Linked DNA regions of Homo sapiens: region 1 is linked to region 2. The links are chromatin contacts, found by Hi-C in ENCODE. All regions are on one chromosome and are shown on one strand. Each heading gives the region's core, a stretch centred on a gene start or an enhancer-like site at or near the end of the contact. The rest is flanking DNA. Distances are from core to core; before and after follow the strand shown. Region 1 holds the start of DUSP28 (dual specificity phosphatase 28). Region 2 has its middle 19 kb from the start of ACKR3.

Region 1 (6,724 bases), core at 60-2,559, 4.0 Mb before region 2:
TTTACCAAATGTATTTCTTTTTGTGTCTGTAAGATAATTTGTGCATCACCTCAGCCGGAAATATAAAATTAAAAGCACTATGTTTCACACACACACACACAAAGGAAAACTCGATATGACAGTGAGGAAGAAGGGTAAAGACCAGCCTTCTGTATCAGTGCAGGGACATCCTTCCTCCAGGCAGCAGGCCTTCAAGCTTCAAGCCTCAGGGCCCAACCCTAAGGCTGGGGGCTCTCCCTGCAGGCAGGACTGGGCCTGGAGGGCCTCCTCATACTTCTGGAGCTGAGACCAGAAGCCCGGGTTCGGTTCTGCTACCGGGCGAGCGCTCTTCACCATCTGCAAACAAGAAGTGTACTGAATAACCCCAAGTCGCGCTAATGGCCAGCAGGGGCCAAGGCGGGCCCAGCTGTAAGAGTGGGCCCCGCCCAACCCGGAAGTGCCTCTCTGCTTCCCTAAGCCCGCCCTCACGAGAGAGACCCGCCCCTCCCGGAAGTGCCTGTCCCAATCCCGAAGCCGGCCCCGCCCGGAAAACTCGTCCCCGGAAGACACGCCCCTCTCGAAACACCGCCCCCCTAAAGGCCCGCCCACCTGGAAGGCCTTCGCCAGGCTGAGGCCGCGGTGCCGCATGAGGTACGCGGTGCAGACGGCGGCCGAGCGGCTGCGGCCGTTCTTGCAGTAGACTAGGCAGGCGCCGCCGGCGCGCACCGCGGCCTCCATGGCGGCGCACGTGGGCTCCAGGTGCGCCAGCAGGTCCTCAGCCGGGTCGTCGAACACGGGCACGCGCAGCTCTGCCACGCCGGGCGCGCGCGGGCCGGGCTGCTGGCGGGAGACGTTGACGCACAGCGTGACTCCCGCGCGCGCCAGCTGCTCCTCCGCGCCCGCGGCTCGCGCGCTCCCGAGGAAGAGTGAGGGCGCGACGCGCACCAACGGTGGAGGTACGGGCGAGGCGGCCCCGCGGCGCCCAGCTTCTGCCGGTCCCATGGCGCCCGCCGAAGAGTCTGCTTTTGGGCCCTGAGGATCTATTTTGGGGGCTCAGGCGCCCGCCCAGGAGTCTATTTGTGGGAGCCGGGCGGGCCGCCGGGCGCCCCCGGGTCCTAGAGGCCTCCGAGGTGGACCAGGCTGGGGCTTGGGTCCCCCGCGGGCGCTGGGCCGGGACAGGGGGCTTGGGTCTCGTTGGGGCCGGGGCATGGCGGGAGGTTTGGGCCTCACCAGGGCGCCGGGGCCTTGGACCGCTCTGCGTCCCATGTTCTCTGTCCCCGGGCGCCGTCCTCCCCGCCCCCGCGGCCTGTGGCACTGGGCTTGCGTCTGTGGCTCTTGGGCGCAGCGCCCTGCCCGCTCTACTGCGGCGTCTGGCGCGGAGGCGTGGCTTGGCCGGGCCCGCCCACTTCGCGTCCGCGTCGTTCGGCTAGGGCCCCGTGGCTACCCGGTGCACGTGGACGGCGGGCTGCGTGGTTCCCGTGTCTTCACCCTTTCCCTAGTGACTGCGTTGTCGGCTTTACGTTTATTCCTTTTTGTGGCCCGCTTTGTAATTGGTGCATTTTTTTCTATGTATTATAACACATGGCTCATAAAATAAAACTAATTTCTATTTTCATCACTTCTTCATAGACCACACTATTCCTTTTGCTGTTTCTAAGTAATTTATTGGGGTCAGCATTGTAACTTTAAAAAATTTAATATCACTTAATGTCCATGAAATTGCCATTTAAGACTCCTTCAATTTTTCTGACATCTGGTAATTTTCAGGCAATGGATACACTGAAAAGCAACTGTCTCAACAGCCCTACAGACATTTAGCAATTGAAGTTTCAGTTGCATACAGTCTCTCTCTGGGTTATCGTCATTGCTTTGTCCATCAGCCTTCTAGCATTGGTAACTGTCAGATCTTTATTGCAGCCTGGGGTTCACTCTTGAGCTAAAGACTCAAATATGTCTGCAGCCAGGTCTTCCCTGGTTGCAGCTCCAGACATCACCTCCGTGGAGGTCTTATCAGCATCTGTTTCCCACTTCCTCCACCCTAAGGAAGGACTCCAACTTTCCTAGGATGGAGGAGTGGAATTCCCTTTTTTTCCCTGGCGTTCATGGGAGCCATTGATTAGGTTGGGACACTGTCTCCCTCCGCTTTCTAGGAGTTGGCTCTGTCTCTGGCCAAAAGTGAAGGCCACACTCCCGTGACTGCTCTGGGAATGAGCTTGGTGTCTAATAACCCATGAAGGAGAGAGCACTTTGGAAGGCTCCTCTGTTCTCTCATGGCCATAAGGGGAAGCCAGCCTTGGGTGAAAGCAGAGGAGATGGGAGAGCCAAGGTCCTTGATGCCACTGTTGGGCCACTGAAATGAATCAAACAAAACCTGAAGTCCCTCCTCCTCCTGGACTGTTTCATGAATCATCATCACCCTTTACGGTTGGAGGATGGTTGAGGTGGGTTTTCTGCTCCAAAGCCTGCTACTTGAACCATCATGCTCCCACTCCATTGAGGTAATGGATTGGGAACCAATTCATCCTAAGTGTCTCTGCATCTCATTGCCACACTTAGTCTGGGCCAGCCTCTGTCTCCTGGACTTGGTGCTAGTCCCCCACAGTGTAACCAGAATGTGCTTGCTAAGAACAGAGGGTTTCTACATGTTGGTTCTGACTCCTTAGCAAGTTGTAATTCACAACTAATGTGGGTTGTGAAATCAATTCTGTGGGTCATGATCAGCATTTTAGTTTTTAGAGAAATAATAGACTACATGAAAATATTAGAGTGCATGCATGTAGTATGCCGAACTTTTAATGAAACATTTTTCTGAGTGGTTTGTACTGGGTCGTGGTGTAAAATGAGATTTTAGAGAGAAGTGAACTCAACAGACAGGCACTGGCGTGTGGAGGCAGAGCCCCTAGAACCCCAGAATCCTGGCCCAGCCTTAGTCCTTAGTCCCCGGAAAGCTAGCCAGTGGGGAGGGCCAGGGCATCAGCTCTTCACACCCCCTGCCCTGTTCTCAGAGGCAGTCTGGGTTGAGAAAACGCAAGCCCTGCACCTCCAAGAGCCTCTCCCCTCTTTGCAGGAAGGCCCAGCTGTTTCCCACCATGGTGCCTCTGTACATCCCAGTCCAGTTCCTGAAATGCGCTCTGTAGCCTGGAGAGCTCCTGCGCATCCTGTGAAGCCCCATCAAGAATCCGCTCTCCTGCAGTCCTTCCCCGAGGCCCTCGGAGGGTCCAAGACAGCCAATCCCTCTTCTCTGCGGTGACTCTTGCGGCCTCCCTCATCTCGTTCCCTCCGCAGGCCTCGAGTTACCCTTGCGCCTTCCACATTTACTGAATGAACAAAGGCCGGGGCTGGAATCAGGCAGGGCTTGAGCAAGTCGTGGCTCCACGTGCTAGGTGATCAGGGCAAGTTAATTAACACTTGGGCCTCAGTTTCCTCAGGTGTCCCACGGCGCTCCCTGTGCCCCCATCACGGGAGTGTTGGGGGAATTTAGCGCTTTCTCTCCCAGGGGTACTCGGCCCAGGGGCTGACCGGGTAAGCGGGAGGCTGGCACCGAGGCCCGCGGGGTGTCGGCCCCAAGCCCCTGAAGTCACAGAGGGCGGGCACGCCCGGAGGCGGGGCCGGGTGCGTCCTGGCGGGGGGATTGGCGGAGCCGGAGAGTGGCAGCGGGCATGGGGCGGGGCTGTCTCCAGGGAAACGCGACGCTCTCCGTAGGCGCAGGGCTGGCAAGCAGTCGGGACGGGAGCGCGGGCGTCCGCGGTGGCTGCAGTCCCGTCGGTCTCCCTGCTGTCCGGCGCGAGCTCTTCGAGTCTTGCTTGGTGCGGTCTCGCGACAGGAGCGCTGGGAGCCGGGGCTAGGGGGATCCCGGAGCTCCGTGGGGCGGCGGGTGCGGGGGGGCGCCAGGCTCGCGGTCCCCACCCCAGGGAGGGGCCGAGGGGCTGGGGGCGTGGGGTTAGGTGGGCGCGGCGTCTCCCGAGCCCACCCTCGAGCGCTGGCTTCAGAGGCCCGTGGCTGAGACCCGCTGTTAGCGGCGCCTCCTGGGCGATAGTGGGTGCGGGCCTGGCCTGGCCACGTGGCCGCGACCGCCCTTGCTGTGATTCCCGCCCACGAAGGGACAGGGACACCTGGGGACGCGGGTGAAGTTTACCCATGGTTCCGACAGGTCTCCCTGAGGACTCCCAGGGATGGTGGTCCGGGACCTGTGGGTGGCGGCCCAGGCTCCGGCGCGGTTCAGGGAGGGGCTTGGGTTCTCTGAGGCTCAGGGGCCGCGGGCCGGGCCTCGGGCGCCCTCTGAGTTCGCGGCGGGAGCCCTGGGGGCACATGTGCGGTCCTGACGTCGCTTGCAGGTTGGAAGACCACAGACATGGAAGGGGCCCATGCCTCCCTTAGCTTAGAGGACGAAGTCTCTGGGGCTGGCAGCCGCCAACGCCCGCTAGAGGGGAAGGGCGGCGAGACCCCTGCTGCCGAGGAGCCGGGGTCCCTGAAGAACTACGCTGTCTTCGCCACAAGGTGCGGGGGACCCTCCAGCGGGGAGGTCCGACCCTGACCTGGGGCCCAGGGTTAGCCGGGATTCTCCTTAAGGCAAGCAGTAAAAATCCCTGAACTGTGTTACTCCCTGAGAAACTAGTTTCTGGAGAAATCTGAAAGCCTCAACACTGTGTCAGCAACCTACTGAGGAAAACGACAATAGATGGTAATTGGAACCTTCTCATGTCCCTTCCTGCCTGCACACTCTGCCACCCGTGTCGCCGCCTAGTGGAGGGAGGGAACGTTTCCCTCACGAGATGGGGCTCCCAAGCTGTCTCCATCTTCACAGCTCTGTTGTTCACAGCCAGGGGCTGCCCTGGAGTCTCACTGCAGCATCTCACGAGGTCCCCCTGTCACCCCATCGTGCTTGTCCCTGTTTGTGGGCCTCCAAAACTCAGTCCCAGCCCTGGCCCAGTGTGATGGGTGTTGGGGACCAGCCTCAACACCACCCGTAGAGTGCCCAAAGTCTAGTGGGGACAAAGGATTGAGAAGAGACAGGTTAAGAATTGAAAGGTGGGGAGCCAGGGGGCCAGTTGCAAAATGGAGGCTGCAAAGGGCTCAGAGTTCTGGTCTCCACACTGTTTATTGAGCACACTTAGATCTGAGAAGCAGATGTTCAGGGCGAAACAGTGAAAGGGTGGCAGTGTGTCATAGGTGTAATCTATAGCAATATTGGTTTCAGTGAATCTCCTTTGTGCTCAAACAGCATATCTTTTAACTTATCGGAGAGTAACTGGTGGGAGCGGGCTTAGCTAGGAGCCTGCATGTCTGTCCACAGTCCAGGGCTTCAAAGGAGAGTCTTTCTCCTTGAACACAGTGTTTACAGATAAGAGAGCGGATCTCGCTCTGGGCATGGGAACATGATGGCAATTAGGAGGCTTTCCTCCTCAGAGGCCTCTTGTGGCTTTCCACAACTTATTGTCCCATATTTTCATGGCCTGTTTATGCAGGCACCCCACAAGCCCTTTTCCCACAAGCCCTTTTCCCAACAATGGGCTTTGGGAGGTGGCTGGGTTTAGATGGGGTGGTGAAGATGGAGCCCATGATGGGATGAGTGTACCTATGAGAAGCAGAAGAGCCCAGAGTTCCCCCATCCTCTCTCACTACCATGTGGGGAGCCAATGAGAAGGCGGCTCCACAGGCCAGGAAGAGGACCCTCCCTAGGCAGGGACGCTGCTGGCACCTTGGCCAGGGACGGCCGCCCTGCACAGCTGAGAACGGAAGGCCCTTTGAGACGCCCCATCCATCTGTGGGGGTCTCAGATGCTCTGTCCGTCTGGGGGGGAACTGAGATGCCCTGTCCATCTTTCATGGTCTGAGGCACCCCATCCACCTGTGTTGGTCTGGGATGCCCTGTCCTTCTGTAGGGGTCTGAGACACCCCATCCATCTGTGGAGGTCTGAGGCACCACGCCTTTTGTGGTCTGAGATGCCACGTCCGTCTGTGATGGTCTAAGACGCCCCATCCGTCTGTGGTGGTCTGAGACGCCCTGTCCATCTGTGGGGGGTCTGACATGCCCTGTCTGTCTGTGGACGCCCTATGAGTTACGGCAAATCCACCCTGGTTTGTGCTCCCCGCTGTTGCAGCATACTCCCCAGCCCTGCATCCATCCATCTGTCCACCTATCCACCTGTCCATCCTAGTATGAGCTGGCTGCCTCTCGAGCTGCCTTCCGACCTTCCATGGGTCCACATGTGTGGGCAGTCTGTTTTCTGTCCAGCTTGGGGCTGGCACTCCTGGCCCTTGAATGAGGACCCTGCTGTGGGCACCCACGTCCTGCAGGCAGCTGGAGTGGGACAGAGGGCCATCGATCTCAGGAGATGCCGCCAGCAGGCCCGGGCTGGACAGGCCGACTGGTCCTGCCTCTAGAGCCTGGCAGCATCTCTCCTATCCGTTGGCAGCCTTACTGTGCATTCCACTTCCTGTGTGGCCTTGGGCAATCGCTGCACCCTCTGTGCCTCGGTTTTCTCTCCAAGTGGAGTGGGGATGCAGCGGCACCTGCCCCGGGACTGTGGGATGAAATGAGATGCTGGGTTGTGCTCGGGGGTTGTGCTCAGCAGTCACTGAAGGCACTGCAGCCACTTCACTCTTCCCTCCTTCTGCTCCTGTCCTTTTAGGGATGTTTCAGCAGCCCCTGAGAAGGAAGAGGAGGAAGCTGAGGGCCCGCTGAGGGCGCAGGACCTGAGGGAGTCCTACATCCAGCTCGTCCAGGGTGTGCAGGAGTGGCAGGA
Region 2 (6,956 bases), core at 2,068-4,567:
CGAAGTTAAGGGACTATGTCTTACTCACTTATTTTCCCAGAAGGGAGGAAGGGAGAGGGGCAGATATCAGAGCCACCTAGGACTTTTTCCAGTGACATCTTCCTCCATGAGATTGAGCTCTGTATCCACCCAGGACACAGCCCTGAGGCTCGTGAGTCACTCCTGGTGTACTGTGTCCTCATGAACCTCTGTCCAGGACCCTCACCAACTACGATGCAGACAGCAGGTGGGAAACAATTTTCTGAATAAAGCTCTACGCAAACAGATTGTTAAATAACACTACAGGATAAGCTTCCCAGAATGACGGAAACAAGTAGAGATGAAATATTCAAAACATTACCAAAGAAAACATTTTCATTTTCTAAAGACATCTGAGACACTCCACTCCCTTTACTGCAGCAGACGCTGACAAACCAAGAGGCCTCACTCCACAAGCCCAGCACTCGCAGTTCGCAGCTTCTCTGAACATAGGCTTGCTGGTGCCCCTCCCGCATGGCGGGAAACCCTCCTGAGCTTCAGGGGTTTCAGGGGCTGGTCCACATGGGTGCCTTCAACCGTGGCCAGGGAATTGGGAGCTTCCTTTTTGGTTCTCAGACTTTACGCAGGTGCTTCTGCATCTGTGACTTAACTCACTGAATTTGTGATCCTGTTCCAAGCAACCAGGTCATTTTCCAGCTCAGCCTATGTTCTCCTATGCTGGGAACCTTGGTGATGTGTTTTCTCTCCCTCTGGCCTTTCTTTATTGGCTTTTCCATGTCCTGTTTTTTTCTGCCTCAAGCAAAATTAAAGAGTTCCCCTTAAGGGACTGTAAGCGTATATCTGCCAAATGGCACCTGTGGTTTTCCTTAGGCGTTGGACATATGATGAGCCAAGCTCTTCCATCTGCCCCTCCAGGTCTACTCTCTGCCTTCCTCCACCTACTGTCTGCCTGGAAGGCTCCTGGGGCCTCTGGCTTCGGAGTGGGATTCACCCATGGGGCCCTCAGCAGGGGGGAGGAGGAGAGGGATATCACCTGCTCTCCCACCCTCCCCCCAGGGTGCACTGCAAAGCAGCCAACCGCAGGCAACTGGATCTCCTCCGCAAAGGTGGAGCCAGGTGTTGTGCGGCCTGGAACGGACAAAATTAGGGTAGTCCTGTAAGAAAAGGAGTATCACATGATAAACAAAATGCCAGTGTCATTCCAACCACCAAGCATGGGCCAATGTGCAGAAGGAAATAAGAACGGGAAGAGAAATAGAATAACCTGATCCTGGCTAAAATGTGTGACTTCTGCAAATTTCTCAAACACTTTGCTAACATGAACACATCCTGAGGCCTCTCCTAGGGCCTGGGAAGAGGCCCGTACAAGTGGCCAGCGTGATATCTCCTTAACCTTCCTATGACCCTACTTCTCGGCCCTGGGGTCCCCTCCCTCCCTGGGTCCCTCCCTCCCTTGTCCCTTCAGTGGCTACATGCTCTATGTTATTACTCAACTCCAAGTTTCCTACACGCAGAGCATGCCTCTGTAAATATTCCTTTGAAACCAAATACTTCTGAAATCACCCCATTCCAACTGCATCATCATAGTTCATCTATATTTTCTACCTTTTTAACAATAGCAAGCATTTACCATTTTTTCCAAATAAAATTATCTCTCTCCCCTCCTCCCAAAAAGGAAAGTTGTTTTGAATCACTGCCACGATAGTGATCACCACTACGCAAGAATGAAAAGGAGGGGGGAAAGACTGGGAGGACAGACACCAAAACCTGAGAAGTGACTTTCTTCAGGTGATGGGGGACTGTTGACAGTTTCCCTTAGTTCTGATTTTACTAATTTCCTCAAATTTTCACCATGTATAATAGAAAGTAGTTGAATGAACTTCAGATGCATGATCAGCCCTTCTCTCCCCAGCATCTGTCCCCTCCGACGCCCTCACATCCACCCGGAGGACACATTGAGAAGTCCTGGCCAGGGCGACTGAACAGCAAGGTCTCCCTCCCTTTTCACTCTCCTTTCAAGGGCTCACAATGCACATTTCCATCTTAAAAGACCAGCACCATTTTGCTCTGGGAAATCCCCTGGGTCTTCCTTACAAAATTGTAAATACCCTGCATCAGAGTATTGGATGGGAAACCCAGGCAGAAAGTTCTACGGGGGTAGAGACCAGGTTTCAGTTACCCAAATGCTGATTAAATAAGAGAAGAAGCCAGGCCCGAGTGCACAGGAGGGTCACCAAGCCACGAGGAGGGGAAGGACAAGCAGGCCGACCAGAGCTGAGCCTCTGAGCAGAGGCCGTGGCTACTTGATCTGCCGGGACCAGGGCAACGCTGTCTCAGAGTCGGGTGGGCCCAGCCCCTCCTAGCCTTTTGTAAGGGGTCCCACATGCAAGGCTCAGAGAACTAAGGGCAAAGGGAGCCAAGCCCATCAAGGTCTTGGAGGTCTGGGCTGAAATATAAATCAATGCTGGTTCACACTGAAAAGGAGAAGTATAACATTGTTTCCAAACAGTCCAAGGCACATTTTGGTATTTGCAAATATTCCATTTTGCCTTTTAGAAGCCATTGTTCTACTAGACCAGAGGGGGAAAGGGGAAGGAGTCTGGACACAGTCCATTTTTACATTGGAGTCAGTTAGGCTGCAAATCAGCTGGTGTCTGCACCCAGTTTTCCCACAGAGACAATACACACTGGGAGATTCAGGTGGCAGGATGGCCCCTGATGTCAGCTCACCCACAGCACTGCCGGACTGCTGTGCCCACCCAGTACCTCAGGGTTTCAAGGGGAAATGCTGTCTGAGTCCCTCCTGGGGGCCAGGAGCACACTTTCCTTCCTGCAGCCACAAGGCTGGACTTGGGGGCAGCCACCTCCAGCTCCAAGCCACCAGTGGGGTCTCCTGAGGCTTGACAAGGGACTCAAATGGCCGGGTAGGAGGGGAAATGGGGCTTGGGGCATGAAGCCTGAGAACTGGACTTCCTGGCTGTGCCCATATGCAGAGCCCGGAGCACCGGGAGGCTGAGGGAGAAGAGGCACCAAGCTTCCACTTCTCCTGGTGCTCGCCGGGTTCCTCCCAGCCCTGCCCTCGGGAAGTGTGAGATGCAGAAGCAGGGCCTGAACTTGTGGAAGAGCCCAGCAGGGTAGGTGTGCCTACAGGGCTGAGGAAGGCAGGGAAACTGAGGCAGAAACTTCCACAGGGAAGAAGGCACTGTCCCCATAACAAGGACTTACAAACAAGGTGGAGGATTGGTAATACGAAACCAAAAGGAAGGGCCCGGGCTTTCCAGCTGTAGGAAATAGAAAGGTAAGAGTCATTCTTGCAGCCACCCAGCCGGGGCAGCCGTGTGTGAATGCACATGACACGGAAAGTGGTTTCATGAACAATAAACATAAGGACAGCAGTAAGAAATATGTATTGAGTAGCCGCTCGTTAATGGAGACTTTGACTTTGCATTGCTCTTTGAACCCTGGTGACAGCCCTGCAGAGAATTACTAAGACACCCATTTTACCAATGAGGGGCTGAGGCTCCGAGAGGTTTCATGCCTTGTCCAAAGCCTTGCTCAGCGACAAGATGTCAGGTCAGTCCCCAGGTGACTGAGGGAGACTGGATTCATTTGCTCTCTGAGAGCCCACATTGCCGGAAGCTAAGTCTCAGGCCTGCTCACCCCTAGCCTCACCCTTGGTGCAGACCACCTACCTGAAACCAAGCAGAGTAATCTCACAAGCTGGATATCCTCAGAAGGTGCTGCCATCAATCAGCATGTATTTTACTGCCCGATGACGTGAAGAATGTTGACACATCAGCCCTAACTACACCAATGGAAACTGAAAGGTTTTCTTTTGCCAAGGTGAGCAGCGTGCACACTGGCCTGGCAGATGTGTGCGCAGCCGGGTACCCTGCCACCCCCAACATCTCCCATGCGGACCTCGTCTTGCAAAGCCATACTGCCACATTACGTGTCCAGTGGACACCAGGGGCAGGCACGAAGAAGGATGTTGTTGAATTCTCCTCACACACCGCCTTCACTGTGCAGAATGGCCAGGAAGAGCCAGCCCCTCGCATGGCCTTAGGGATGGAAACAGACTATGCACCCACAGGAATCCACGTTGCTGCAGTTTGGCTGTGGCAATAGAACTGGAGCTGTTGATGAACCTGCATTTAAAGAGCCCTTGTCAAAAGGGCCCCGGGTACCTGGGCAGACAGTGCCCTGCCCACAGCAGGCAGCCTTAGCATAGGCCCTCACAGTTGGGGATGTCAGAAACACCAGACAGCTAGAAATTCCCTCCGTCACATTAGAGAAACAGATGATTTGTAAACACTGTTTACCCATCAGTCCTCCAGAAATAAATGGATGGACAGTTCACAGCCAATTTTCTTCTGCCAAACCCAAAACAGATAATGTCCACTTTCAAAATACACTTCCCAGGGATGTACAGGGCTCCACCATAGTTGCACCTGACACAGCTATGGAGGGCAGGTCCGTGGTGGCTCGTTCCCTTTCACCCATGGGTTGGGTGGGACACGGACCACACACAAGTCTTCCAGCACCAACTATGATCCTACTACTGTTCTCACACCCAGAAGTGCAGCCAAGGGAGGAGGGTGCTGCCCTAATGAACATCTTGACTCCACTATTATTTAGTTAAGAATTAAATCGCTTGAAAAACTACTGGCCACATATCTCCCAGTAGACCAGACACACCACTTAGTCAAGAGGCCTCATGAAGACTAATCTTTCAGAGAGACAGACATGCCACCTCACTGTGTGAGGGGACCCAGAGGATGTGAGCCTTCAGGTCATTAAGGAGGAATGCAGGATACCTAGGTTACCCTGCTGGCAGGGACAGGGAACTGATGGAGCCCTCAGCAGGGGAGACTATGTAGGCTTCCACAAAAGGGTATGGGCAGGCTTACAGAGGCCAAGGAGGGACCGTGGAGCAGGCTGGGGCTGGCAAAGGTGGAAGCTGCTCCCTTTCCGCTCACTCTACCTTTGGGTCTGCAGGGTCGGAGCTAGGGCTGGAGGAGAAGACACAGGAAGAGGGCAGGGGCAGAGACCTGGACCTGAAAAGTGTCTCTGCTCAAATTTGTTGGAAATGAGAAGAGCTTATCTCATATTGGATAAGCAAAGTTTACCATGAGTTCTTAGTAACACATTAAAGCAGTCTCAGGTTCCTTCCAAGGTGGACCTAAGGTAATTAAGGTTTTTCACTTAATTAAACTATGCCAATTTTCGACCAAAAGATGCTCAAGTTAAAGTTGTAAGAATAGCTTTAAATATGTGCGCCCTTGTTGCTTGTCATCAGGAATGACACTCCAGAATGATCGTATGACCTCTTTAGATGCATGTGCACGAGCTTTTAATAAGCTAGTTGGCAAGAAACTCATCCAGTAAGTATAAATCACAATTAAATAAATACTGAACTGTGCTTATGTGAGTTTTTATTGGCTGTTATGTCAGAGAAGGTCAACATCTGCAACTCTCTTCAAACAATGCTCCATAGTCTCTGCCATTAGAGAGTCACATGGAGCTCTCCTCCTAAGTTGAATGATAACTCTTGCCCGTAAGGTTTACAGTGTCCTTGCTCAGCTGTCCTCTTCCTGAATTGGTTTGCTCATGAAAGACGGGGCAGGTGACAAAGCTGAGAAGTCAGATCAAAGACCTCCCTGCAAGATGCCACACCCTCCCTGGGAAGATTAACGAGGGAGATGGTGAAAATCTTACCATCTTAACCTAGGTTCTGGTGGGAGGGAGAAAAAATGTTCCCTGAGAATTCAAAATAACATACCAGACTTTATGTGGGTTTAGGGCCTGATTTCATAACATCTTTGTGGTCCAAAAATATCTTGGCTAAGAATTCAGTTTAAAGTAGGCCTTCATGCAGTAGCCAGATTGAAACAAACACACATGCTTTCTGGGAGAGGCATTCTCAACCTAGGCCTCAAACCATTCCCTGAATACCACTGATCATGAGTTCATAAGAAAAAAAATTAAATCATAAAATACATGAAAAAACCCAAGATACTATGAGAATTAAGCAGGAACAACAAACAGCAGGATCAAACCTGTAAAACTATAGTTATTAAAATTATCAGATACAGACTGCAACATTAGAATGTAGAAAAAAACATAGACATGGGAAATGGGAAGGAGAAATGAAAACTAGGAAAGGCCAGTGGGAATGTGGAAGATATGTCTAATTGCAATTCCAGAAGGAAAGACTTCAGAGAATGGGATGACACAACAATCAGGGAAAGTGGCTCCTCTGAGTTTTCCAAATTGATGAAAGACACAAATCCTCAGATTCAGGAAGCACAACAAATCTCAGGCAGAAGGCATTGGAAGAGCTAGCACCCAGATACGCTGTAAAAAAAAAAAAAATGAATGAAAGATAAGAGGGAAGATCTTAAAAGCAGCCTGGAGAAAAGGCAGACTGCACAAAGAATAGGCAATTAGATTGAAATATGACTTTTCAGCTGCAAAAATGGAAGCCAGAAATCAGTGGATTCATATCTCTAACATGATGAAAGATCACAGCTGTCAATCTAGAATTGTAAGCCCAGGATAATTACCTATTAAGAATGAGTGCAAAAATTTAAAAAACATTTTAACTATCAAAAAATTGAGTTTTCTGCCAGCAAAGCTTCCTTAAAGGAACTTCTCAAAAGGTTCCACTACTTAAAGGAATAAAATGGTCTCAGGAAAAAAATGGTCTGATATGCAAGAAGGAAACGTGAACAAAGAAAATAATCTGCTTGTCGGTAAATCCAAACCAACTTTATACATATATTTGTGGAGCCTATTCTTTTGTGTATAAAGAATATACATTCTTTGACAGATAAGCCTAGAGATAAATTTGCCTCTCTAAAGAACATTTCTCAGTTAGGACCTGAACTTCCATAAGTATACTAACACTTTTATACTGTAGGACTTGAAATATGTTAAAAAGCAAGAAGAAAAAAACAAGAATAATATTTGTAAAC

Evidence for each region. Hi-C counts contacts between places; a loop is a spot of excess contacts on that map. Pooled maps may share reads with other maps.
Region 1: a loop to region 2 is called in a pooled map, with 9 times the contacts of the local background. The contact joins the promoter of DUSP28 here to the enhancer-like site in region 2. A Hi-C loop is called at or near these places in 2 of 37 single-sample maps with no recorded cell type and 6 of 50 pooled maps.

The regions. Positions count from the first base shown.
Region 1 is chr2:240,554,942-240,561,665 of GRCh38, reverse strand. It overlaps DUSP28 (dual specificity phosphatase 28), which reads right to left and starts at 1,309. Exons shown (of 2, transcript NM_001370465.2): 1 at 589-1,309; 2 at 1-336. The coding sequence starts at 981. The coding sequence ends at 199. ANKMY1 (ankyrin repeat and MYND domain containing 1) reads left to right here and starts at 3,678. Exons shown (of 18, transcript NM_001282771.3): 1 at 3,678-3,785; 2 at 4,314-4,476; 3 at 6,611-6,724. The coding sequence starts at 4,331. RefSeq lists enhancers at 91-450, 481-550, 583-724, 4,782-4,851, 5,984-6,484 and silencers at 821-870, 1,051-1,460, 3,519-3,738.
Region 2 is chr2:236,547,237-236,554,192 of GRCh38, reverse strand. It overlaps a transcript of ACKR3 not described here. Among named protein-coding and RNA genes, the nearest start is that of ACKR3, 19 kb to the left of the region's middle. RefSeq lists enhancers at 216-305, 326-465, 2,087-2,316, 2,566-3,356, 3,434-3,933. Within about 2 kb of position 3,317, at least 2 of the 41 ENCODE cell types and tissues checked have a DNase peak (open chromatin) inside an H3K27ac peak, as active enhancers do.